2 separate regions of the Homo sapiens genome follow, and region 1 is linked to region 2. A link is an interaction called in ENCODE POLR2A ChIA-PET data of the cell type or tissue named here. Cell type or tissue: IMR-90. All regions are shown on one strand. Each heading gives the region's core, and the rest is flanking DNA. Links, peaks and the distances in the headings are about the cores only.

The links. ChIA-PET counts read pairs that join two places held together with the same protein. Peaks named below come from ENCODE experiments on the same cell type or tissue, not always from the same donor. Only the 100,000 strongest peaks of a DNase experiment are listed, where the experiment ranks them.
Region 1: POLR2A ChIA-PET joins it to region 2 with 8 read pairs; 2 of 35 experiments call an interaction of 5 or more read pairs at or near these places.

What each region holds. Positions count from the first base shown.
Region 1 is chr4:39,812,164-39,825,062 of GRCh38, reverse strand. PDS5A (PDS5 cohesin associated factor A) reads left to right here. Exons shown (of 33, transcript NM_001100399.2): 33 at 1-2,200. Among named protein-coding and RNA genes, the nearest start is that of UBE2K, 120 kb to the right of the region's middle. RefSeq lists an enhancer at 4,327-4,864. In IMR-90, for the core only: no CTCF peak of the experiment used is centred there; no DNase peak of the experiment used is centred there.
Region 2 is chr4:39,609,884-39,622,782 of GRCh38, reverse strand. The region is part of intron 1 of SMIM14 (small integral membrane protein 14); the gene reads left to right. It also overlaps the pseudogene RNU7-11P. Among named protein-coding and RNA genes, the nearest start is that of SMIM14, 23 kb to the left of the region's middle. RefSeq lists enhancers at 8,809-8,858, 12,763-12,899. In IMR-90, for the core only: no CTCF peak of the experiment used is centred there; a DNase peak (open chromatin) is centred at 7,802.

The sequences.
Region 1 (12,899 bases), core at 3,326-11,325, 200 kb before region 2:
AGGAATTCCCATGTTACACAGGAAAAAATAGAAGTCTACTGAATTAATTTTTTAAAAGAAAAGAGATCAGATTAAATATTTCTTTGTTTTTCCTTTTGGAAACTTTTATGTATAATTCTTTCTGCCTGCCTACTTTTCTGCAAAAATGAGATGTACAGATTTCGGTTCCCTGCTATGAAAAGTGATGTGGTAGCAATTTTATAAATGTTGCTTTCTGATTTTTATCAGAGTGAGAAAATTAAAATTATTGATTTGCAAGTAGTAAACAGTTCATATTTTGATTTCCCCTCATTTTAGTTTAATATAATTTGCAATAAATGTACATATTGTTGTTTGTTTCATAAAGCATATCACTTTAAAATGGTTTTTACTCCTGTGATTATGTTGGAATATTTGGAATTTTAAAGGAGTAAAGACTGTCCAGCATTTGGTTTTATAATGTTTGTCACCAGATTTTTATTAATGTAAAAAAAATCAATTTTTAAAAAATAGTTGGACTTTGGCAGCTTTTAAGGAAAGTTGGAGGTGTTTTAGGATTGCTATCAATTTTCAGCATTGTGCTATTTGGAAATAAGTGTTTTGCTTTTGTCTGATGGTCTGGGCTCATTTTTATGTTTATTTTAGAAAACTGTTGCATCAATATATTATGTTTCTTGGCATTGTTCAGCATAGGTAATGTGTGCACTTTATGTGTACACATAATCATATTTAAGTTTTTTGCATAAAATAAATGCTTCTAGATGTCATGGCAGTCTTTTTAATCTTTTTATCATATGCTTTCTTGTGAATTTTTTCATGTTAAAGAGCTAAAGTCATAACATGATTACAGTCAACTCTCCATTATCTATATAAAATAGTGACTAAGCCTCAGGTTTTTAATTTTGTGATAACAAAATAACGAAGGCATGTAAGACCTGATTCTGGAGGAACATGAAATTTGTCTTTTCTCATGTCCAGAGTTCTATCCTGCCCCCACTGTCCACTGTAGGGTCATCCGCAAAGCCCTAGCAGAATGTGCTCACTCCATTTCCTTACACGTTTCTAGCATGGGTCAGAGGAAACAACATTTGTGTTATAACTTCGTCTTGATAGGCTGTAGTGTACATGGGATGTAAAACAAACAAGTGTATCAAAGGTGGATGATTCTGTTAGAGTGAAGTTTGAGAGTAAATGTCACTTACGTTTCTCATAGATAATCAAGAGTTGGCTGTGTATTGACTGAAAGATGGGTAATTATTTTAAATATGCATTTACACACATTTAGGTATCAGAAGATGCTTAGGGAACAATGGATACCAATGATAGAAAATGATACCTTTACAGGGGCAGAAAAATCCCCACTCTTCCTTATTGCCTCTTCAGAACCCTTTAGAAAGTATAAAATATTGCCTCCAACATGCTGAAAAAGAGTATCTATGCATAAGTATCAGAGAAGTCCCTCAAGCAATCAGTAGGTGTGTTCTATTTAGAGAGAGTTTAAAGTTCTCTTAGCATCAGACAACTTGATTCCTAAGGTTTCCAGTGTGTCACCAACAAAAAGTGCATTGATAGGGACCTTTGTCTCTTCCTCCCTTTGATTAATTGCCCGGCATCACAGTTTACTAGATTACCAAGTGTTACATCATATTAAATAAAATGTAGCAGAACCATCTGCATCAATATATTCCTGTTTAGATTTTTGCAGGAGAGAAGTTAAAAGGATTTGCTCCTTGTATGATGTAAGTGGCCCACCCCAATTTTGTAACATGATGCAAGTGTCTGGCACTAAGGGAAGCAAGAGTAGGGTTGTGGAAAGACCAAGCTGATGGGGAGGGACTTGTTTACGGGAATTTTTTTAGTTTTCCTTTTCAAAGGAAAACATTAAAATCCCTTAGGAATTTGGTATTCACATCTCAGAGAACTACAACACAAAAGTGCAGACTTATATTTGAGAATTAATGTTAACCCTTTGTGTCTAGTTTGAAGCTTCTTGTATTTGTCTAAAACAACAAGCCAGAATTTTGTATCTCCTTTGATAAAAAGTGTGTATAATGTAAAGTAGTTTTGCATATTCTTGTGCTGCACATGGGCTGAATTTTTAAATTTTTTTTAAAAACTTGAAGCAGAACCTTGTAATTTGTGTAAATGACAAGTGTAAAATCCTACCATAAAATGCTAAAAATATGCACTGTTTCAAATAAAACCAAGAAATGCAGCATTATATAGTAGTGTGGAGCCCTGAATATTCATGTACCCCTGGTATGTCACAAGTTGATAAAATGTCTCTGCATATTTTCTGTTGAGATGCTGGAGTCTGAATATCCTAATTAGAAATCAAAAGCCACCTTCAAACTTCCTGGCTGGGTACTCTGAGGTAGCTTACAGTGGCTAAGGAAGAACATAGTGGATGATAAATTCTGAGGCACATTCGGAATTTCCAAACGAGGTTTGTTTTAGGGGGTGGCTTTTTTTTTGAAATGAGATCTTACCCTGTTGCCCAGGCTGGAGTGCAATGACATGATCATGGCTCACTGTAGCAATCCTCCTGCCCCAGGCTCCTAGAAAAGTGCTGGGATTACAGGCCTGAGCCACCAGACCTGGCCAAGAAGTTATTTTTTTAACCTAAGAATTTAATAGCAGCCTTTGATTCATATTAGTCTATGGTTCATCCATTCATTGCAAGTTCTGCACTCACATATTTAGTTCCATAACAAATTCAAGAGAGCAAGCAGATTACATAAATGTATCTGGAGTAAGAGGTGACCAGAACGAGAGGTAAGAAAGTCTATCATGGCTGGGCGCAGTGAGTCACACCTTTAATCCCAGCACTTTGGGAGGGTGGCCGAGGCAGGTAGGTCACTTGACCTAAAGAGTTCAAGACTGGCCTGGGCAACATGGTGAACCCTGTCTCTACCGAAAATACAAAAATCAGCCGAGTGTGGTGGTGCACACCTGTAGTCCCAGTTACTCAGGAGACTGAGGTGGGAGAATCCGTTGAGCCTGGGAGTCGTCGGTTGCAGTGAGCCAAGATCACACCACTGCACTCTAGCCTGGGCAACAGAGCAAAACTGTTTCAAAAATAAATAGGCCAGGCGTGGTGGCTCATGGCTGTAATCCCAGCACTTTGGGAGGCTGAGGCAGGTGGATCACCTGAGGTCAGGAGTTCGAGACCAGCCTGACCAACATGGAGAAATCCCGTCTTGAATAAAAATACAAAAAAATTAGCCAGACTTGGTGGCGCATGCCTGTAATCCCAGCTACGTGGGAGGCTGAGGCAGGAGAATCACTTGAACCTGGGAAGCGGAGGTTGTGGTGAGCCGAGATTGCGCCATTGCACTCCAGCCTGGGCAATAAGAATGAAACTGTCTCAAAAATAATAGGCTGGGCACGGTGGCTCACACCTGTGATCCCAGCACTTTGGGAGGCTGAGGCAGGCAGATCACCTGAGGTCAGGAGTTTGAGACCAGCCTCGTCAACATAGTGAAACCCTGTCTCTACTAAAGATAAAAAAAATTAGCCAGGCATACTGGCGCACGCCTGTAGTCCCAGCTTCGCGGGAGACTGAGGCAGGAGAATCGCTTGAACCAGGGAGGCGGAGGTTGCAGTGAGCCAAGATTGTGCCACTACACTCCAGCCTGGGCAACAGAGCGAGACTCCGTCTCAAAATAAGTAAATAAAGGCCTGAAACGTACATTTTGCACCACTGCACTCCAGCCTGAGTGACAGGCTGAGACCCTGTCTCAAAAAAAAAAGGAAAAGCTATCATGCCTAGTTTTGTATTTTACCCATAATGGGTTGACCTTCCACCCCCAATACTTGCACTGACAAGACTTTTTTGTCTTTGCTACTCACATGAACTGTCCTGCTCTGACAAGCAGCTTTGTAGCCTGCTTAGGTAACGGTGACAGCATTTCCTACAAGGAGTTCGCTATAAGCCAGCAAGGTAGGGAGGATGGAAATGAGAGTGCAGAATCAAGTGCCTTTCTGCTGTAAACCATACCTTCAACTTTTCATTCCCATGAGAGTAATAACCTTCATTTATTTCACTATTGTATCATAGTTCAAAGTCTTAGCAGGGCAACATACAACCCATCTCTACCAAAAAATTAAAAAAATAAGACAGGCATGGTGGTGCGTGCCTGTTTTCCCAGCTTCTCGGGAGGCTGAGGTGGGACGATTGCTTGAGTCCAGGAGGCAGAGGCTGCAGTAAACTGAGATCACACCACTGCATTCCAGCCTGGGTGACCAAGACCTTGTGTCAAAGAAAAAAAAGCCTAACGGGAACATATACAGGTCTCATTTCTAAGGAACCTGGGCCAGGCTGCTGATCAGTACTTCAGTTTTGGGGTGTTTCTCAAATGTTTCTTTATCAATACTGATTGCTAACTTATCTCCCCTCATTCTCTGGTTACTCCTGTTGTTCTTGAGCAAGGACCGTGTCATTCTGAATAAAACCTGTTATTTTTAGTAAATAGCACTACATCCATTCTTCCTGAAGAAGCTTGAATAGTGACATGGTTTGGCTCTTTGTCCTCACCCAAATCTCATCTCAAATTGCCATCCCCCACATGTCGAGGGAGGGACCTAGTGGGAGGTGATTGAATCTGGGGCGGTTTCCCCCATGCTGTTCTCTTGATAGTGGTTCTCATGAGATCTGATGGTTTAAAAGGTGTGGCCCTTCCTTGCTCTGGCTCTCCCCTGCTGCCGTATAAGAAGTGCCTTGCTTCCCTTTCCCCTTCCACCATGATTAAGTTTCCTGAGGCTTCCCCAGCCATCCGGAACTGAGTCAATTAAACCTTTCCTTTCTAAATTACCCAGTCTCAGGCAGGCTTTTGTTTTCTTTTGTTTTGTTTTGTTTTTTTGTTTTTGAGACGGAGTTTTGCTCTTGTTGCCCAGGCTGGAGTGCAATGGTGCGATCTCAGCTCACTGCAACCTCCGCCTCCTGGGTTCAAGCGATTCTCCTGCCTCAGTCTCCTGAGTAGTAGTATTTTTAGTAGAGACGGGGTTTCACCATATTGGTCATGCTGGTCTCGAACTCCTGACCTCAGGTGATCCACCCGCCTCAGCCTCCCAAAGTGCTGGGATTACAGCCATGAGCCACTGCACCCAGCTTCAGGGAGTTCTTTATAGCAGCATGAGAATGGACTAATACAAAAAAAACCACTAGAAGTCAGTAAGACATGTAAGGAGCCACCGTAGTGCTGATTCTGGATCTGCAAAAGCCAACTAGAAAATAGGGAGTCGCCATTTTTCATCATTTCAGGCATTTGTAATCTGTAGAGACTAGGCACGATGCCAGGAGCCGACATTAAAAACACCAGGATTGGTGCCTTACAAGGACTAGCAACATAACACAGGCAGCTGCGACTGTTCCAGGTGATACATTTTGTGTGGACTTCAGAACCCTGATGGATGCCGTAGAAGCAGAAAATCCTCACCTTTTCTACTGAAGTGCAATTCTGAGAACTGTTATGAGCATGTAGGTGTCTAAAGAAGTGACTGGGCCAGGCGCAGTGGCTCACGCCTGTAATCCCAGCACTTTAGGAGGTCGAGGTGGGCGGATCACCTAAGGTCAGGAGTTCAACACCAGCCTGACCAACATGGAGAAACCATCTCTACCAAAAATACAAAATTAGCCAGATGTGCTGGCACATGCCTGTAATCCCAGCTACTTGGGAGGCTGAGAGGAGAATCGCTTGAACCCGGGAGGCAGAGGTTGTGGTGAGTCAAGATCGCGCTCACCGCACTCCAGCCTGGGCAACAAGAGTAAAACTCCGTTTCAAAAAAAAAAAAAAAAAGAAGAAGTGACTGGCCTGAGCAAACTGCCCTACCTCAGGGCACAAGGAGCTGGGCCTGAAGCTGGAGGTGGCTCTCCAGGCTGAGGGCTGGGGAAAGACAAGAAGGCCACCACTTCAGCGAATCCCAACACTCCTTAAACCTCCCTGGGCCTTAAACTTCCCTGCTCTGGGGAAGAGCTGGTCCCAGCCCTGAAACCTCTCTATCCACTGTAGTCCTGAGGGACAGGGGACACGCCCCACTCAAAGCACAAATTCTGTGTGTCAGTAATTCCTGTGGCTCCTTTGGACAAATTTTGTGCCACCTTAGGAGCTTAGTGGACTTCTCCAAAGCAAGGCAGCCCGCGAAGCACCCATTTTTCAGAGCCTTTTTGAAGAGCTCCACCCTGGTGGCCCCCCAACCCCTACCCCAAGAAAACCCTGGCAGTTTAGCCTTCTGGATGCATCTGGCATGTCCCCTCCAAGAGGAAGGTCAACCGCAGGGACTGAAAGGAAGCTGTCCCTTTGCAACCCACCTCAGGCCAAAAGCTGAAAAGCAAAATACTGGTTACCCCAAAACTGCCTTACTTTTAGATGTAGGCCGGACCCAGGGACTAAGGGCTCTGCATTTTTTGACCATTTGGCAGCTCGGCTGCCCATGGAAGCTTATAATTACGAGCACAGGATCTGTCTTTTTAGAAGCCATGGCTCATTAGGGATATTAAAAGTAGACTGGTTCTCATTTTCTTTTTGTTTTTTTTGAGACAGAGTCTGGCTCTGTCGCCCAGGCTGGAGTGCAGTGGTGCAATCTCGGCTCACTGCAAGCTCCACCTCCCGGGTTTGCGCCATTCTCCTGCCTCAGGCTCCCGACTAGCTGGGACTACAGGCGCCCGCCACCACGCCCGGATAATTTTTGTATTTTTAGTAGAGATGGGGTTTCACCGTGTTAGCCAGGATGGTCTCGATCTCCTGACCTTGTGATCCACTCGCCTCATCCTCCCAAAGTGCTGGGATTACAGGCATGAGCCACCGCGCCCGGCCTCATTTTCTTCTCTCTACACATACACAGCTTGGAGGTTGTCTTAATGACAAGGCATCCACACAGCATGGTAGTCGAACATTTCTCAGTCCCCACAGCTATTCAAAGGAAAACATTAACAAAGATGTTATCAACTCCGGCGAGCCACCAACTAAATTTTCCTTAGTTTCCTTGCCTGTAAAATGGGGACTTTAAGTAGGCTGGTCACAGTGGCTCATGCATGTAATCCCAGCACTTTGGTAGTCCAAGGCAGGAGGACTGCTTGAGTCTAGGAGTTCGAGACCAGCCTGGGCAACATGGCGAGACTCCATCTCTTTAAAAAAAATAATAATAATAAAATAAAGTATATATATATATATATATATATATATATATATATATATATATATAGCTGGGCATGGTGACAGGCGTGCACTTGTAGTTCCAGTTATTTGGGAGACTGAGGTGGGAGGATCACCTGAGCCCAGGAGCTACAGGCTACAGTGAGGCATGATCACACCACTGGGTGACAGGGAGATTGTCTAAAATATATATATATATATCTCAAATATTACATCATCTCCAGTCTCAGGGTAATTCCACCTTTTCATGGAAATGGTAGAGACGTGTTTGTTGTCACAAGGCCTTTTTTTTTTTTTTTTCCAAGACGGAGTCTTGCTCTGTTGCCCAAGTTGGAGTGCAGTAGCACCATCTCGGCTCACTGCAAGCTCCGCCTCCCAGGTTCAAGCAATTCTCCTGCCTCAGCCCGCCGAGTAACTGGGATTACAGTTGTGCGCCACCACGCCTGGCTAATTTTTGTATTTTTAGTAGAAAGGGGGTTTCAACATGTTGGCCAGGCTGATCTCGAACTCCTGACCTCGTGATCCGCCTGCTTCAGCCTCCTAAAGTGCTGGGATTGCAGGCGTGAGCCACCGTGCCCAGCCTCTGAAGACCTTATTCTTCACTGATGCATGATTTCTATCTTACTGACAATTATTGTGTTTTAAGGGTCACAGTTACCTAGATTTTACAGTTCATATAGAAGGATGAAAGGAATTACAGATATTCCAGAACAGGTAGAAACAAGAGGAAGCCATTGTGCACACACATGGCCTGCACTGCCATTTGGCTTTGGGGAGAGCAGGATTCTGACAGCAGAGGAAGAGCAGATCAGGATTTCTGCCTGAGTTCATTTCCATTTTAATGTCCCTGCTTATGATTAATATCATACAACAATGATAATTCAGCAGAAGCCCAGAAAGGGCTGGCATTGAAACTCGATTCTCTGCGCCTTAGGAATCCTCAAATATAAGAGAAACATTTGCTGTGTAAATTCCGGCAGGAATCCTGTAAGGCAAGGGTTGAATACCTTACGGTGTCAGTCAAGTGGCAGCAACCAGGCAGGGGTGGAAATGTGCCTTTAAAATGATGCAAGACCGGGTATGGTGGCTCATGCCTGTAATCCCAGCACTTTGGGAGGCCAAGGCAGTCAGATCGCCTGAGGTCAGGAGTTCAAGACCAGCCTGGCCAACATGGTGAAACCCCGTCTCTACTAAAAATACAAAAATTAACCAGGCATGGTGGTGCATGCCTATAATCCCAGCTACTCGGGAGGCTGAGGCATGAGAATCGCCTGGACCTGGGAGACAGAGGTTGCAGTGAGCCGAGGTTGTACCACTGCACTCCAGCCTGGGTGACAGTGTGAGACTGTGTCTCATAAATAAACAAATAAAATGATGCAGAGTCCAACTCAGGAGACTAAAGCTGGGGCTCCTGGACAAAGGAGTTCTTAGGAAGCCCTCCCACCTACCCTGTTACTCAGGAGGGGACTTATATACAAGTTACATACCATAAAATCCACTTGCTTTAAATGTACAATTCAATGATATGCATGACATATACCGAGTTATATGAGTAGCTGGGACTACAGGCGCCCGCCACCATGCCTGGCTAGTTTTTGTATTTTTCCTAGAGACAGGGTTTTGCCATGTTGGCCAGGCTGGTCTCGAACTCCAGGCCTCAAGTGATCACCCACCTTGGCCCCCCAGATTGCTGGGATTACAGGTGTAAGCTACTGCGCCCAGCCACCTTTAAAGATCTGTTTGTTTGTTCGTTTGTTTGTTTGTTTGTTTGTGAGACAGTCTCGCTCTGTCGCCCAGGCTGAAGTGCAGTGGCATGATCTTGGCTCACTGCAATCTCCGCCTCCCGGGTTCATGCCATTCTGCTGCCTCAGCCTCCCAAGTGGCTGGGACTACAGGCGCATGCCGCCACGCCCGGCTAATTTTTTGTATTTTTAGTAGAGACAGGATTTCACCGTGTTAGCCAGGATGGTCTCCATCTCTTGACCTTGTGATCTGCCCACCTCAGCCTTCCAAAGTGCTGGGATTACAGGCGTGATCCACCGCGCCCGGCCTAAAGATCTTGAAAGTTTCCTCCACGCACTCATGGCCACACTCAAGACTGCCCTTATGATAAGGCAAAGACACAAAAGACTGTGTAACCAGAAGCCCATATGTTCATGATGGATGGCTTCTTGCTCTCTGCATGGGAAGTCTCCCTGGCGGCTGAGTTCGAGTGAGCTCTGGGAAGCGCAGGGACAGCCGGCCAGGGCGTCCTCATGATCCGCCTCCGCTCGCCTGCTCGCAGCGGCTACCACTGCTGAAGCAGAAGGGGTGTCCCCAGCCAGGACATCCTCAGGCAGCAGGTGGGCGCGCTCGCAGACTCCGCTGTTCCTGCTTGGTGCAGCATCTGCTCTCCAGGCTCTGGGCCTGCATCAGGCTTTCTTGAGCCAGGGTATAAAGTCTCCAGTTTCGGGCTGGGCGCGGTGGCTCACGCCTGTAATCCCAGCACTTTGGGAGGCCGAGGCGGGCAGATCACGAGGTCAGGAGATCGAGACCATCCTGGCTAACACGGTGAAAGCTCGTCTCAACTGAAAATAGCAAAAATGAGCAGGGCGTGGTGGCGGCGCCTGTAGTCCCAGCTACTCAGAAGGCTGAGGCAGGAGAATGGCATGAACCTGGGAGGCGGAGCTTGCAGTGAGCTGGGATCGCGCCACTGCACTCCAGCCTGGGCGACAGAGCGAGACTCCGTCTCAAAAAAATAAAATAAAATAAAATAAAATAAAGAAAAAATAAATAAATAAATAAAGTCTCCAGTTTCTAGTTACATTGCCACACAGTTCAGCCTCCAAGAGGCCACATCGACAGGAAAACTTTCTCGTCTTTTCTTGCCCAGCCAGTACCTGAGCCCCCGTTTTGTATTTGGGGAACCCTCCCCACAACTGCTACCTTATGAGGCAGCGTCCATTTTTCTCTGTGGAAACAAAATGCAACACACACTTGCCAGCCTTGCATGTGCAGTAGGACTCAGACACGACCCGAGCTCCACCAACCAGACACACCACAATCACAACCACAAGCACACTCACAACCACCCACACACCCACAATCACAACCACACTCACACCCACAACCACACACCCACAACCACTTATGCTCACAACCACCCACACACCCACAATCACAACCACACACCCACAATCACAACCACACACCCACAACCACACCTATGCTCACAACCACCCCACACACCCACAATCACAAGCACACAACTACCCCCACACACCCACACTCACAACCACCCCACACCCACAATCACAACCACACACCCACAATCACAACCAACCACACCTACACTCACAACCACCCACACCCATAATCACAACCACACACCCACAACCACCCACACACAATCACAACCACACTCACACCCACACTCACCCACACCAATCACAACCACACACCCACAATCACAACCACACCCACACCGACACCCACACAATCACAACCACACCCACACTCACACACAATCACCACACCCACACCCACCCATACCACAATCACAACCACACTCACACCCATACTCACACAATCACCACACCCACACCCAGACACCCACACCACAATCACAACCACATTCACACCCACACCCACATACAATCACAACCACACCCACACCGACACCCACACCACAATCACCACACCCACACCCACCCATACCACAATCACAACCACACACCCACACCCACACAATCACAACCACTCACACCCACACCCACACAATCACAACCACACTCACACCCAATCACAACCACACTCACACCCATACCCACACACAATCACAACCACACTCACACCCACACCCACACACAATCACAACCACACACACCCACACCCACACAATCACAACCACTCACACCCACACCCACACACAATCACAACCACACACCCACGCACAATCACACACCCACACACAATCACAACCACACACCCGCACCCACACAATCACAACCACACTCACACCCACACCCACACAATCACAACCACTCACACCCACACACAATCACAACCACACACACCCACACCCACACACAATCACAACCACACTCACACCCACACCCACACAATCACAACCACACTCACACCCACACACAATCACAACCACACACACCCACACCCACACACAATCACAGCCACTCACACCCATACCCACACAATCACAACCACACTCACACCCACACCCACACACAATCACAACCACACACACCCACACCCACACACAATCACAACCACTCACACCCACACACAATCACAACCACTCACACCCATACCCACACAATCACAACCACACACACCCACACCCACACACAATCACAACCACTCACACCCACACCCACACACAATCACAACCACACTCACACCCACACCCACACACAATCACAACCACACACCCACACAATCACAACCACTCACACCCACACCCACACACAATCACAACCACACTCACACCCACACCCACACAATCACAACCACACACACCCACACCCACACACAATCACAACCACTCACACCCACACCCACAATCACAACCACACACACCCACACCCACACACAATCACAACCACACACACCCACACCCACGCACAATCACAACCACACTCACACCCATATCCACACACAATCACAACCACTCACACCCATACCCACACAATCACAACCACACACACCCACACACAATCACAACCACACACACCCACACACAATCACAACCACACTCACACCCACACACAATCACAACCACTCACACCCATACCCACACACAATCACAACCACACACACCCACACCCACACACAATCACAACCACTCACACCCACACACAATCACAACCACACTCACACCCACACCCACACAATCACAACCACTCACACCCACACCCACACAATCACAACCACACACCCACACAATCACAACCACTCACACCCACACCCACACACAATCACAACCACACTCACACCCACACCCACACAATCACAACCACTCACACCCACACCCACACAATCACAACCACACACCCACACACAATCACAACCACACCCACACACAATCACAACCACACTCACACCCACACCCACACACAATCACCACTCACACCCACACCCACACAATCACAACCACACTCACACCCATACCCACAGACACCCACACCACAATCACAACCACGCACCCACACTCACAGACACCCGCACCCATATGGGGTCTCACTCTGTTGCTCAGGCTAAGTGCAGTGGCACAATCACGGCTCACTGCAGCCTCCGAGTAGCTGGGACAACAGGGTGAGCAGCACCACGTCTGGTTAATTTTTTATTTTTTGTAGAGCCAGAGTCTCACTATGTTGCCCAGGCCTGTCTCAAACTCTTGGATGCAAGCCATCCTACCACTTCGGCCTCCCAAATAGCTCAAAGCAATCACAATACATTAGACAGCATTTTATTACTGTCTTTATATATTTCCGTGATTATAGAATTCATTCATTTTCTGTATCCCACCTTTCCCACCAAAAGACAGAACTTTCCATCTCTCCAACATCTTCCATTTCTCTCTCCCTACAGACTTGTATCCTTCTGTCACAAAATGTGCCTGGCACAAGTGTCTCACACCTGACTCTATTTTGTAATTATTGTAGTTCCCTTTAAACAGTCAGATTGTTCCCCAAAATTTTAGCTCATCACCCTCTAACTTCTACACTAGCTGTTAATCCCATCAGTCGATCAAACCTCCTCAGGGATTGG
Region 2 (12,899 bases), core at 3,095-11,094:
TAACAGATGTTAAAGTTTTATGTTTTCTTTCAGCCTTTTCATTTGTATGTGTTTTCCTATGCCTTTAAAAACGAACATTTGCAGGCCAGGCGTGGTGACTCATGCCTGTAATCCCAACACTTGGGGAGGCAGAGGCGGCGGATCACTTGAGGTCAGGAGTTTCAGACGAGCCTGGCCAACATGCTGAAACCCTGTCTCTACTAAAAATAAAAAAATTAGCTGGGTGTGGTGGCACACACCTGTAATCCCAGCTACTTGGGAGGCTGGGGCAGGAGAATCACTTGAATCCGGGAGGTGGAGGTTGCGGTGAGCCGAGACCGTGCCACTGCACTCCAGCCTGGGCAAAAAAGCGAGACTCCGTCTCAAAAAATAAATAAAAATAAAATAAAACATGCATTTGTGGCCGGGCGCGGTGGCTCACGCCTGTAATCCCAGCACTTTGGGAGGCCAAGTTGGGGGGATCATGAGGTCAGGAGATCGAGACCATCCTGGCTAACACAGTGAAACCCCGTCTCTACTAAAAATACAAAAATTAGCTGGGCACGATGGCGGGTGCCTGTAGTCCCAGCTACTCGGGAGGCTGAGGCAGGAGAATGGCGTGAACCCGGGAGGCGGAGCTTGCAGTGAACCGAGATCGTGCCACTGCACTCCAGCCTGGGCAACAGTGCAAGACTCCGTCTCAAAAAAACAAAAAACAAAAAACAAAAAAGTGCATTTGCTATGTTTATTTTTATGCCCTTTTAAATATACTTTTAACATTATGTTGTGATCATTTCTCCATATTATTAAGAAAGAAAATGAGGCCGAGTGCGGTGGCTCATTCGTGTAATCCCAGCACTTTGGGAGGCTGAGGCAGGAAGATGGCTGGAGCCTGGGAGTTCGAGACTAGCCTGAGAAACATAATGAGACCCCGTCTCTACTTAAAAAAAAAAAAAGCCAAGCATGATAACATGCGCCTCCGTAGTCCCAGCCACTCGGGATGGGATCACTTGAGCCTGGGAGGTCAAGGATGCAGTGAGTCATGATTGCTCTGCTGCATGCCAGCCTGGGTGACAGAGCAAGAGCCTTTCTCAAAAAAAAAAAAAAAAAAAAAAAAGAAACGTTTGGCTGTATAATACTTTACAGTGTATATCACAATTTAAATATTTCTTTTTAGCTGGATATTTAGATCATCCCCATTTTTCACTACTTTAAAGCCATGATAACCATCTTTGTATATAAACCTTTGTATTTCAGATTATTTTCCTTGATAGTCTTAGAACTGGAATTATTCAGAGGGCATGCACGTTTTTTTAACATCTGGATTTGTATTGCCAGAAAAGTTATCATAGTTTGTAATTTCAAATGCAGTGTATAAATGGTTCCATCTTACTAAAGAATTGGTTTGCATATGCTCTGTATTTTTAAAATGTCTTTGCCAGCTATATTAGTGGAATGTTTGGAGTTTTTTTCCCCTAATTCTTTTGCTCTTTTAATTTTACTTGGGATTTTTTTTAAATGCACAGTCTTATGTCCTAAATTTGATATTTTTCATTGTATTTATCTTTTTTGTTTTCTCTCTGTACTTTAATGGATGGAAAGTTTGTATGTATCTGTAGGGGGTCCTTCCCTGAAGATCAAATAAATGTTAACCTTACTTATCTGGTAGAATTGCTGATTTTTTTCCTCCTTAACTGCTAGTAGGTTTTTTCTTTTTGGAATTTTTTCTGGGGAGCTTTCCAGCAAAAACCGGAAAGCCTGCTAGACAAATTCTAAAAGAGCTGTAACACTGTAGGTTTTCCTAGCACTGAATTTATTGAAATTGCAATCCCTTCCCCATTTATTTGTGATTCCAATTTTGATATATAAATATAAATAGATATATTTTGAGGTGAATTTGTTCAGAAAATTCTATAATCTGATTTGCTGGTTGTAATTATGTATGTGTGTGTGTGTGTTTGCACACCATTTTTGAAAAACTTGTTTATTCCTGCCAGGACCAAAGAAGACATTTGGCCTTAAAGATTTAACACAGGGTCATCAGGACTTACTCACCACTTCCCACATAAAAGTGAATTGTTGTAGAAACAGTAATAGTAAAATATCGTTTTCATTACATTCCTATAGTACATAGCAGCTCACAAGCACTTTTATATTCAGCATATTCCAGCCTGGGCACAATGGCTCACGCCTATAATCCCAGCACTTTGGGAGGCTGAGGCCAGAGGATCAGCCTGGCCTTGCTATGTCGACCAACCTGGGCAACATAGCAAGACCTCTGTCTCTACAAAAAAAATTATTTTTATTTTTAAATAATTTTTTTTTTGATACAGTCTATCTCTCTCGCCCAGGATGGAGTGCAGTGGCGCGATCTCCGGCTCACTGCAGGCTCCACCTCCCAGGTTCACGCCATTCTCCTGCCTCAGCCTCCCGAGTAGCTGGGACTACAGGCGCCCGCCACCATGCCTGGCTAATTTTTTGTATTTTTAGTAGAGACGGGGTTTCAGCGTGTTAGGCAGGGTGGTCTCCATCTCCTGACCTCGTGATCCGCCCGCCTCGGTCTCCCAAAGTGCTGGGATTACAGGCGTGAGCCACAGCGCCCATCCGAATTTTTTTTTTTTTTTCTTAATAGAGATGGGATCTTGCTGTTTCCCAGACCAGTCTTGAACTCTTGGGCTCAAGCAGTCCTCCCATCTCAGCCTCCCAAAGTGCTGGGATTACAGGCATGAGCTACCATGCCCAGCAAAAATATTTTTTTAAGTAGTTGGGTGTGGTGGCCTGTGCCTCTAGTCCCAGCTCCTCAGGAGGCTGACATGGGATGATCACTTGAGCCATGAGTTTGAGGCTGCAGTGAGCTATGATTGCCATTGCACTCTAGCGTGGGCCACAGAGCGTGAGTCCCTATCTTGCTCTTAAAAAAAAAAAAATATATATATATATATAAATATATATAAATATATATATACATTTATATATACATATAAATATTTTTGAGAAAATTGAGATATATATAAATATATATAATAAATTATTTATTGATATATATATAATAAATTATATTTATTGATATATATAATTATATTTATTGATATATAGAATAAATTATATTTATTGATATATAGAATAAATTATATTTATTGATATATAGAATAAATTATATTTATTGATATATAGAATAAATTATATTTATTGATATATAGAATAAATTATATTTATTGATATATAGAATAAATTATATTTATTGATATATAGAATAAATTATATTTATTGATATAGAATAAATTATATTTATTGATATAGAATAAATTATATTTATTGATATAGAATAAATTATATTTATTGATATAGAATAAATTATATTTATTGATATAGAATAAATTATATTTATTGATATAGAATAAATTATATTTATTGATATATAGAATAAATTATATTTATTGATATATAGAATAAATTATATTTATTGATATATAGAATAAATTATATTTATTGATATATAGAATAAATTATATTTATTGATATATAGAATAAATTATATTTATTGATATATAGAATAAATTATATTTATTGATATATAGAATAAATTATATTTATTGATATATAGAATAAATTAAATTATATTTATTGGTATATATAATAAATTAAATTATAATTATCTCAATTTTCTCATATATATTTAATTATATCTCAATTTTCTCTTGAACTGAACATGCTAAATTATCTAAACCCTGTCTTACCCTCTATCATCACTTAATTTGTTGGTTAGAGATAGTATATCACATATATTCCAAAGACAGGCTTGTGGAATATAAAGGATCTATCAGCCAGGAGAGGTGAGTATGTGGTGTATATGCATCCCTGCTGCCATTTTATGCCCAAATCTCTACTCCATAATGCTGCTTCCTACTGAGTCTATTCACACTCACTTTCTTCTCAACAGGGGGCTTGACACCCCTGCAAGGTCCAACATGCAGGTTGAAAAAAGTGTGCAGTCCTTTCTGTAAATTACCAGACCTAAAAAATATAAAAGCTATTATGCAATGGTACTTGCTGCTTGGGAAGTGTAGTCAGTGAGAGTGGGTAAAAGAGAATGAGAATGAGTGAGTTTCATTACACTGGGCTTTGGTTTTTTTTTTTTGTTTTTTTTTTTTTTTGAGATGGAGTCTCGCTCTGTCGCCCAGGCTGGAGTGCAGTGGTGCGATCTCAATTCACTGCAACCTCTGCCTCCTGGGTTCAAGCAAGTCTCTGCCTCAGCCTCCTGAGTAGCTGGGATTACAGGTGCCCACCAACCACCAAGCCTGGCTAATTTTTGTATTTTTAATAGAGATGGGGTTTCACCATCTTGGCCAGGCTGATCTTGAACTCCTGACCTCGTGACCCACCCACCTCGGCCTCCCAATACTCTGGGGCTTTCAAGTGCAGTTCCTGGAGCCCCATTTTAATTAGACTGAGGTTATCTTGAGAGTGGTGATCACATCTTGCTCATCGTTTTTCCCATGCCTGTTACAGTGTTCAGTATCAAGGTGTTCAAATGAGTTGGGCTCGATTGAATGCATTTTCCTTTTTCTTTATGGTGTAAGTTCTCCTCAGCAGCCCCTGGTGATAATTCCTCTCTTGATGTTTTGGGGGCCTTTTCTGTATTTGCCAAGACTTGAGTAGATGTCACTGATAGTTTAGGTTTCTATGCTGGCTTCACTTGTTATTTCTGAAGAAGTGGGCTTGCTTTGGCAGGAGTAATATTCTCTCTTACTTCTCTCCTCTCTCTACCATTTTTTCCGTTTGTCATCTCAACTATGGTAAGCATCCAGATGATGTCTTTGATTGCAGATGCACCTTGGGAGAAGATAAAAAACAAAACTAGTTTAGGCATTGTCATTTTCCTGATTTTTTTCCGTCTTATATGTTTTTAAAATGAATTTCCATTTGCTTTTATTTTAAACTTAATTTAACAAAATACTATACCAACATTAATAGTTTATGGTAGATACACTGTTTTAGATACACTGTTTCATTGTTTAGATTCTCTTCCGCTGTTAAAGCTTCCACCAGAGAGTGAGTAGGGCAGGGAAGAGTAAACTTTGAAAACTGATTTTTGCAAACAATGTTTGCCTCAGATTTAGGTGAAAGGCTGACTTTAGAAGTATCCATGATAGGGCCTGTTTACATACTTTTTAATATCTTCATTGATGATGGGATATGGTTAATTTTGTTACATTTACCTATGGAGTTACAATCCCTTTTATGCTATATTTAACCAACAAATTCAGTGATGATAGAGGGTAAGACAGGGTTTAAACAATTTAGCATATTCAGTTCGAGTAAATTGAGATATAATTATTTTTCCCTAGAGCTAATGGCTATGGTTGAGAGAACAAGAAACTTACTGTAAGATTATTCTTTTACAAAGTTAATACTCTTTGAATAGTTAAAATATTCAAATGGTGTAATTTCAGAAAACACATAATCGTATACAGTGAAAAGTCTCCTTACTAATTCTGTCCCCAGGCCACTTAGGTCATCTTTCAAAAACTAAAATCTTAAGGTTTGGGACTATTTGCAAACATCTCTCCATAGATAAAAACTTGGCCTTAAGTTACTAATGTTATTGGAGTTTTGACATCAGCATTTATTTTTATTTTGGGTAGTATCTGTTGTTTACACATGTATGTAATTTTGTACATATATGTAAATATTTACACATTCATATGTAAATATGTAATTTGGTTCAAAAAGTAATATGTATAGAAACATAGGAAAACAAGAAAAAATCAGTATCTGATCATCTTAACAATAACCGGTATAATGAGTTTAATGTACAATAATTCTTCCCCAAGTTTAAATTCTAGGTAGATAGTAATTCTAAATACTTTTAAAAACCTTAATCACAGGAATTTCACACTGAGCATACTGGAATTCTGACTCATTTCTTAGGAGGGAAATGAATATCTTAGTATTGTTGCTCTTGGAAAAAAAGCTGGGAACTAACCTTTTTGAAGGAGAGAGGAAACCAGGGATTGGCAAAAAGAGTAGAGAGGTTTCAAAGGGTACATATTTTTATACTACAGCCTTGAGAAAAATAAGGAAAAAATCCAGTTGCAGTAATTCTGGGTCCTTAGAATCCTGCTTTTCTTTTTTCTTTTTCTTTTCTTTTTTTTTTTTTTTAAATGTAAGGAATGGATTGGAAGATGTATAGAGAAGATAAGCTCACAGTCAGGTTACACTATTCTGTTACGTTTTGATGTGGGTACCAGGGAGGATTAACTTAAAAAGGAAAGGAAAAGAACTTTCCAAATCATGCTTTCAGTTTATGTCTGTTAGCACAATGGAGTCTGAGAAGCAAGAGTCAGAAACTCCCAAGTTATAAAATGTGGCCAGGCGCGGTGGCTCACTCCTGTAATCCCAGCACTTTGGGAGGCTGAGGGAGCAGGTCACTAGAGGCCGGGAGTTTGAGACCAGCCTGGCCAACATGGTGAAACTCCGTCTTTACTAAAAATACAAAAATTAGCCAGGTATGGTGGCACACGCCTGTGTTCCCAATTACTTGGGAGGCTGAGGCAGGAGAATTGCTTGAACCCAGGAGGTGGAGGTTGCAGTGAGCCAAGATGGCGACACTGCACTCCAGCCTGGGTGACAGAGTGAGTCTCAGCCTCAAAAATAACAACAACAACAACAAAATTGGGAATATTTAACCCTTTTCAGGGATGTCCCTTCCTTGTTTTCAGTGGAATAGCCTAGCAGAATAAGCCAAATCTACTATAGAGATACTATTAGCAAGAGGCCAGTTTTGCTAGCTATACCATGTTACTACATAGTATGTTTCATTGCTTGAATGTACCATAGCTTTAATTACTAACATTTGGGTTCTTTATAGTTTTTTAAATTTTCAGTAATCCACAATTCAGACAGTCCCTTAGGACAGAGTGATAGAAATATAATTCTTAAGGATACAAGCTTTGTAAAAACACTTTTTATTATAGGTTTAAAAAATATACACAAAAGTAGGCTCAACAGTTTTCAGTTACCCATGATCCAGTTTCAATGGTCTTTAACTCCTGGCCAGTCTTGTTTCATTGATCCACATCCAGTTTTTTAGTTTATTTTTTTAAAATATCATTTTTTTAGAGCAGTTTTAGGTTCACAGGAAAATTGAGAAGAAAGTATAGAGTTCTCATATATCCCCTGCCCCCACACATGCATAGCTTCCCTACTATCCGACACCAGAGTGTTAAACTTTGTTATATAGTCAACGAACCTAACATTGAAAAGTCATTGTTACCTAAAGTCCATAGTTTACATTAGGGTTCACTCTTGGTATTGTACATCCTATGGGGTTTGACAAATGTATAATGACATGTATCTACCACTGTAGTAGTATACAGAATTGTTTCACTGCCCTAAAAATCCCCCCATTCATTTATTTATTTTTTAAAGTTCTTTTGGACTTGACATTTTTTAAGTAAATATTTTTATTTTGGGATAAATTTAGACTTACAGAAAAGTTGCAAAGGTAATACAAAGTTACAGTATACTCCTCACCCCGCTTCCCTTAATATTAATATCTTACATTCGGGCCGGAGGTCGTGGCTCACGCCTGTAATCCCAACACTTCGGGAGGCCAAGGTGGGAGGATCACTTGAGCCCAGGAGTTCAAGATCAGCCTGGGCAACACAGCAAGACCCTGTCTCTATAAATAAATTAAAAAAAAAACATTTTAGAGACTCTATCGGCTATTTTAACTCCCTCTGTCTCTTAGAGACTTGCATGAGCTGGAGTGTTTAAGGTTCTAACAGCAATGATAAATTGGTTAACAGCACTGGAAAATTCCCTCACCACATATAGCAACAGTATGACTCAACTGAGTTATTACTGCCAATCCCTACCAGGAAAGGTTGTATTAGTTGTAGAGGAGAGAAAATGACCTGGACCTGCAGAATAAGGGGAATTGCTTTTTGCCTTCCCAACATTCATGTTCTTTCACTGCTTTTCTGTGCTAAGAATTGTTTGAGAGCTTCAGACATGTTTGTTTATTTTGCCCTTAATGCTACATAGAAAGTCACTTATAAACCATGTTGCTTAATATATACCTGGAGTCAGATTGCTATCACAAAAATGGGAAAATGCTGACATATAAATTAAATGACTATTATGGAAATATAAAAATATTTTTAAAAAGTAGCATAGGGGCCGGGTGCAGTGGTTTACGCCTGTAATCCCAGCACTTTGGGAGGTTGAGGCAGGCAGATCACCTGAGGTTGAGAGTTCAAGACCAGCCTACCCAACATGGTGGAACTCCATCTCTACTAAAAATACAGAAAATTAGCCGGGCGTGGTGGCACACACCTGTAATCCCAGCTACTCTGGAGCTGAGGCAGGAGAATCGCTTGAACCTGGGAGGTGGAGGTTGCAGGGAGCCGAGATTGTGCCACTGCACTCCACCTTGGGCAACAAGAACAAAACTCTGTCTCAAAAAAAAAAAAAGTAGCATAGGAACTCCCCAGAACCTATAACCCAACTTCAATAATTATCAACTTATTGTCCGTTTTATTTCATCTATGCCTATGTTTGCTTCCCTTACTGCTCCTCGATTATTTTGAATTTTCTTTTTTTTTTTTTTTTTTGTAATGGAGTTTCGCTCTTGTTGCCCAGGCTGGAGTGCAATGGTGCCATCTCGGCTCACTACAACCCTCCCAGGTTCAAGCAATTCTGCTTCAGCCTCCCAAGCAGCTGGGATTACAGCCGTGCACCACCATGCCCAGCAAATTTTTGTATTTTTAGTAGAGACTGGGTTTCACACCATATTGGCCACACTGGTCTCAAACTCCTAACCTCAGGTGATCTACCCACCTCGGCCTCCCAAAATGCTGAGATTACAAGCATGAGCCCACCGTGCCTGGCTATTTTGAATTTTGTTAGTAAACTATTTATGTTTTCATGACTTAGACCTTTGTGACCTGTTGCACATTTTTGAGAAACAAGTCTTGAAGCTGCTTGTCCTCAAGGATCAAGCCCCCCGTGACTTTGGTATTAGCATTGTTCTCTAACATTAGCGATATATATCGGGGAGATGAACAAGTCAATGAAACATACAAGATGAAACTTTGTTTTAAATTACTTTCTATCAAAGACCTCATTGAGGCAGATGTACTAAAATTCTGATTCAGTAAAACTGTTCTGTCTTGCCTAGGATAGAGCAGCTTCTTAATGTCTCTGGAGACCAAGGGATTTAAATGTGCGGTGGGACTGGTTAAGTTTTTTTCTTCTAGTGCCTAGCTGCTGGTTTGTGTTGACACTTGTTCTTGGGTCCTCACCAAAAGAGAACTGTGTTCATTCTATTTTCAAAAAAACCCCCAGTGATTTTAAAATGGAAACTGTTAACTGAAAACGGAGTAGTACTTAAAACAGCTCAAGTGTACAGGAAGAAAGTTCCACAGAAGTGTAGCACTATTGAGGAATGTCCTATTTATAAATATACTTTCTCATTTTACTGGAGGCTAATTAAGACTGAAGTATAATTTAAAATTCTGGTTGATTTACTTGTTCCTGGCACATATAGATGTAGAGAAAATAAACATTGTCAAGAATTCAGTAAATATTTATTCTATGAGTGCTGTGGCTAAGCAATATAGGTGGTGTTCAGAGATGATGATGACTAAGATTTCTGCCCTCCAGAAGCTCTGTTTTTTTTAGGGGTGGTGGTGGAGTCTGATTTTGTTGATTTAATGAATTAAAAAGAGATTTTAAAATAGCCATGTTTTACAATTTTGATGGATAATACATTGATAAAAACAAGTCTCCCTTTCTTTATAAAAGCCAATGTGCTTGTGCTTTCTTAAATTTCTGTGTTCAGAGGCTACAGAGGTGGTCATTTCTGTATTTAATTTCTTTTATAAAAATCTTAGTAAAAGGCCATGCTTGTTGGTTCATGCCAATAATCCCAGCACTTTGGGAGGCCAAGGCAGGTGGAGTTCTTAACCTCAAGAGTTCAGGACCAACCTGGGCAAATGGCAAAACCTCGTCTCTACCAAAAATACAAAAATTAGCCAGGCATGATGGCAGGTGCCTGCAGTCCCAGCTACTGGGGAAGCTGAAGTGGAAGGATTGCTGGAGCCTGGCAAGTCGAGGCTGCAGTGAGCCATGATTGTGCCACTGCACTCCAGCCTTGGTGACACAGTGAGACCCTGTCTCAAATTTTTAAAAAATAAGAAAATCTTAGTAAAATATCTTTTCATTTTAACCAACACAGTATTGGCCTGGGGGGATACACGTCAGGAGTAAGGAAGGATGGACTAGTATTTCATTTTAACCAACACAGTATTGACCTGGGGGGATATACATCGGGACTAAGGAAGGATGGACCAGTATCTGTAGTTAACACTTGCTTATATCCAGACCAGCATAGCGCATGTGTGTAATCCCAGCTACTTGGGAGGCTGAGGCGGGAGAATTGCTTGAACCTGGGAGGTAGAGGTTGCAGTGAGCCGAGATCACACCATTGCACTCCAACTGGGGTAACGAGTGCAACTCCATCTAAAGAAAGAAAAAACAAAAAAAGAAAAGACAGTTGAGAAACAGGAATTTACTGGTGAACTTTACATATAAGGGTAGGTTATATTTACTTTCAGAGTTTTCTGTGTTGCATATGTACAATCAGTTCTCTAATGTGAAAGCTAATCACCCTTTTTTTTTTTTAAAGGTGTTGACAGAGTGGCCTCAGACAAAACTGTGAAGTAGAGTTTGCATATGGTGTTGCTTACCTTCTGGAAAGTGAGCCTCTCCAGCTCAGGCCGCATCTCCATCTCCCTTTCCAATTCTCACCTCCCCTTCTCCCCTTAGCTCAGGCAAGCAGATCTAGAAGGATATTAGATGGAAAGGTTTGCCCTGTTTACAGCTTGATTTCATCTCAATATATGTTGGTTGGTTCACCAAATCACCATGTAGAAATCTACCTTATTCTTTCTAACAGCTGTATAGGATCTCATGTACTCATTGTATCATTTAATTGGAACAACACTGATAAATACTTTGCATTACTTTTTTCTTTGCTGTTACAGTATTCCAGTAAACATGCTGTACAGAAATTTTGCATACTTGTTTGAATATGAATATTCAAATTAACCAGGATGAATTATTATTATTATTTTTAGATGGAGTCTTGCTCTGTTGCCCAGGCTGGGCAATCTCGGCTCACTATAACCTCCACCTCCTGGGTTCAAGCGATTCTCCTGTGTCAGCCTCCTGAGTAGCTAGGATTACAGGTGCATACCACCATTCCTGGCTAATTGTTTTTTTTTTTTTTTTGAGATGGAGTCTTGCTCGGTTGCTCAGGCTGGAGTGAATTAGTGCTATCTTGGGTCACTGCAACCTCCACCCCCCGAGTTCAAGCAATTCTCCTGCCTCAGCCTCCTGAGTAGCTGGGATTACGGGTACCTGCCACCATGCCCAGCTAATTTTTGTATTTTTAGTAGAGACGGGGTTTGGCCATGTTGGCCAGGCTGGTCTCGAACTCCTGACCTCAGGTGATCTGCCTGCCTTGGCCTCCCAAAGTGCTGGGATTATAGGCGTGAGCCACCGTGTCTGGCTGGATGAATTAATTTTACCAATCTCCTGATAGGTATAAGATTGTTTTGATTTACACTTCCATTTTTTATTTGCTTATTGGTTCTGTATTTTCCTGTGAATGTAATCTTCGCTCACTTTTCTTCTAGGTTGCCATTTTCATACTGATTTTTTCAGAGTTCTCTGTAAATTAAGGAAACTAGCCCTGATATTGCACATGGTTTTTCAAGTTTGTTGTATTTTCATTTTATGGTGTATTTTTGGTTTTATAGAAACTTTTATTGGTTTTGGTTGTTAAAATTATTGGTCCTTTCCTTCATGGTTTCTTGGACTTATATTCTATATGTATCCCAGTCATCTTCTTGTAGTTATGTATGTGTGCCTTTTTAAAATTAAAATTTATATTTTAGAAGTCTTAATGCATAAATACATACTCATAAGAAATGTAAAAATTGACAACGAAACTCTAGTCCCTAAAATTTTATTCTCTTCCCCAGAGCTATTCACATATTAAGTCTGTTGTATGTTCTTTCAGTTTTTTTTTTTTTTTTAAGAGACCAGGTCTAGTTCTGTCACTCAGGCTAGAGTGCAGTGGTGTGATCATAGCTCACTATGGTCTCAATCTCCTGGGCTCAAGCGATCCCCCTACTTCAGCCTCCAGAGTAGTTAGAACTACAGGTACACGCCACCACACCCAGCTAATTAAAAAAAATTTTTGTGTGTGGAGATGGGGTCTTGCTATATTGCTCAGGCTTCCAGTGCTTTATGTATGTGTCACAGTTTACTTTAAAAAAAAAGACAATCACCCTGCCATTTATTAAATAATCCATGATTTTAAATGGCACCTTTTGCATATTTTCAATTTCAGTAAAATCATGGGTCAATTTGTGGATACTGTGTTCTAATCTGTTGCTGTAGTTGACTAATTTTATGTGTGACTTCATTTTTAAAAGTTAAATTGGACCAGGCGCGGTGGCTCACACCTGTAATTTCAGCACTTTGGGAGGCTGAGGAGGGAGGATCACTTGAGCTCAAGAGTTCAAGACCAGCCTGGGCAACATAGGGAGACCCCGTCTTTACAGAAAATTTAAAACTAGCAAGATGGGGTGTGTACCTGTGGTCCCAGCTACTTGGAAGGCTGAGAGGGAAGGATCACTTGAGCCTGGGAGGTTGAGGCTGCAGTGAGGTGTGTTCGCGCCACTGCACTCCCACCTGGGTGACAGAGCCAGACACTGTCTCAAAATTAAAAGTTAAATCACTCATGCGTCTAGAATTTATTTTGGCATAAGGAATGAGAATAGGGAGGGAGCTAACACCATTTATGAAATAATTTGTCTTCCTTCCAGTGATTCAATATGCTGTCA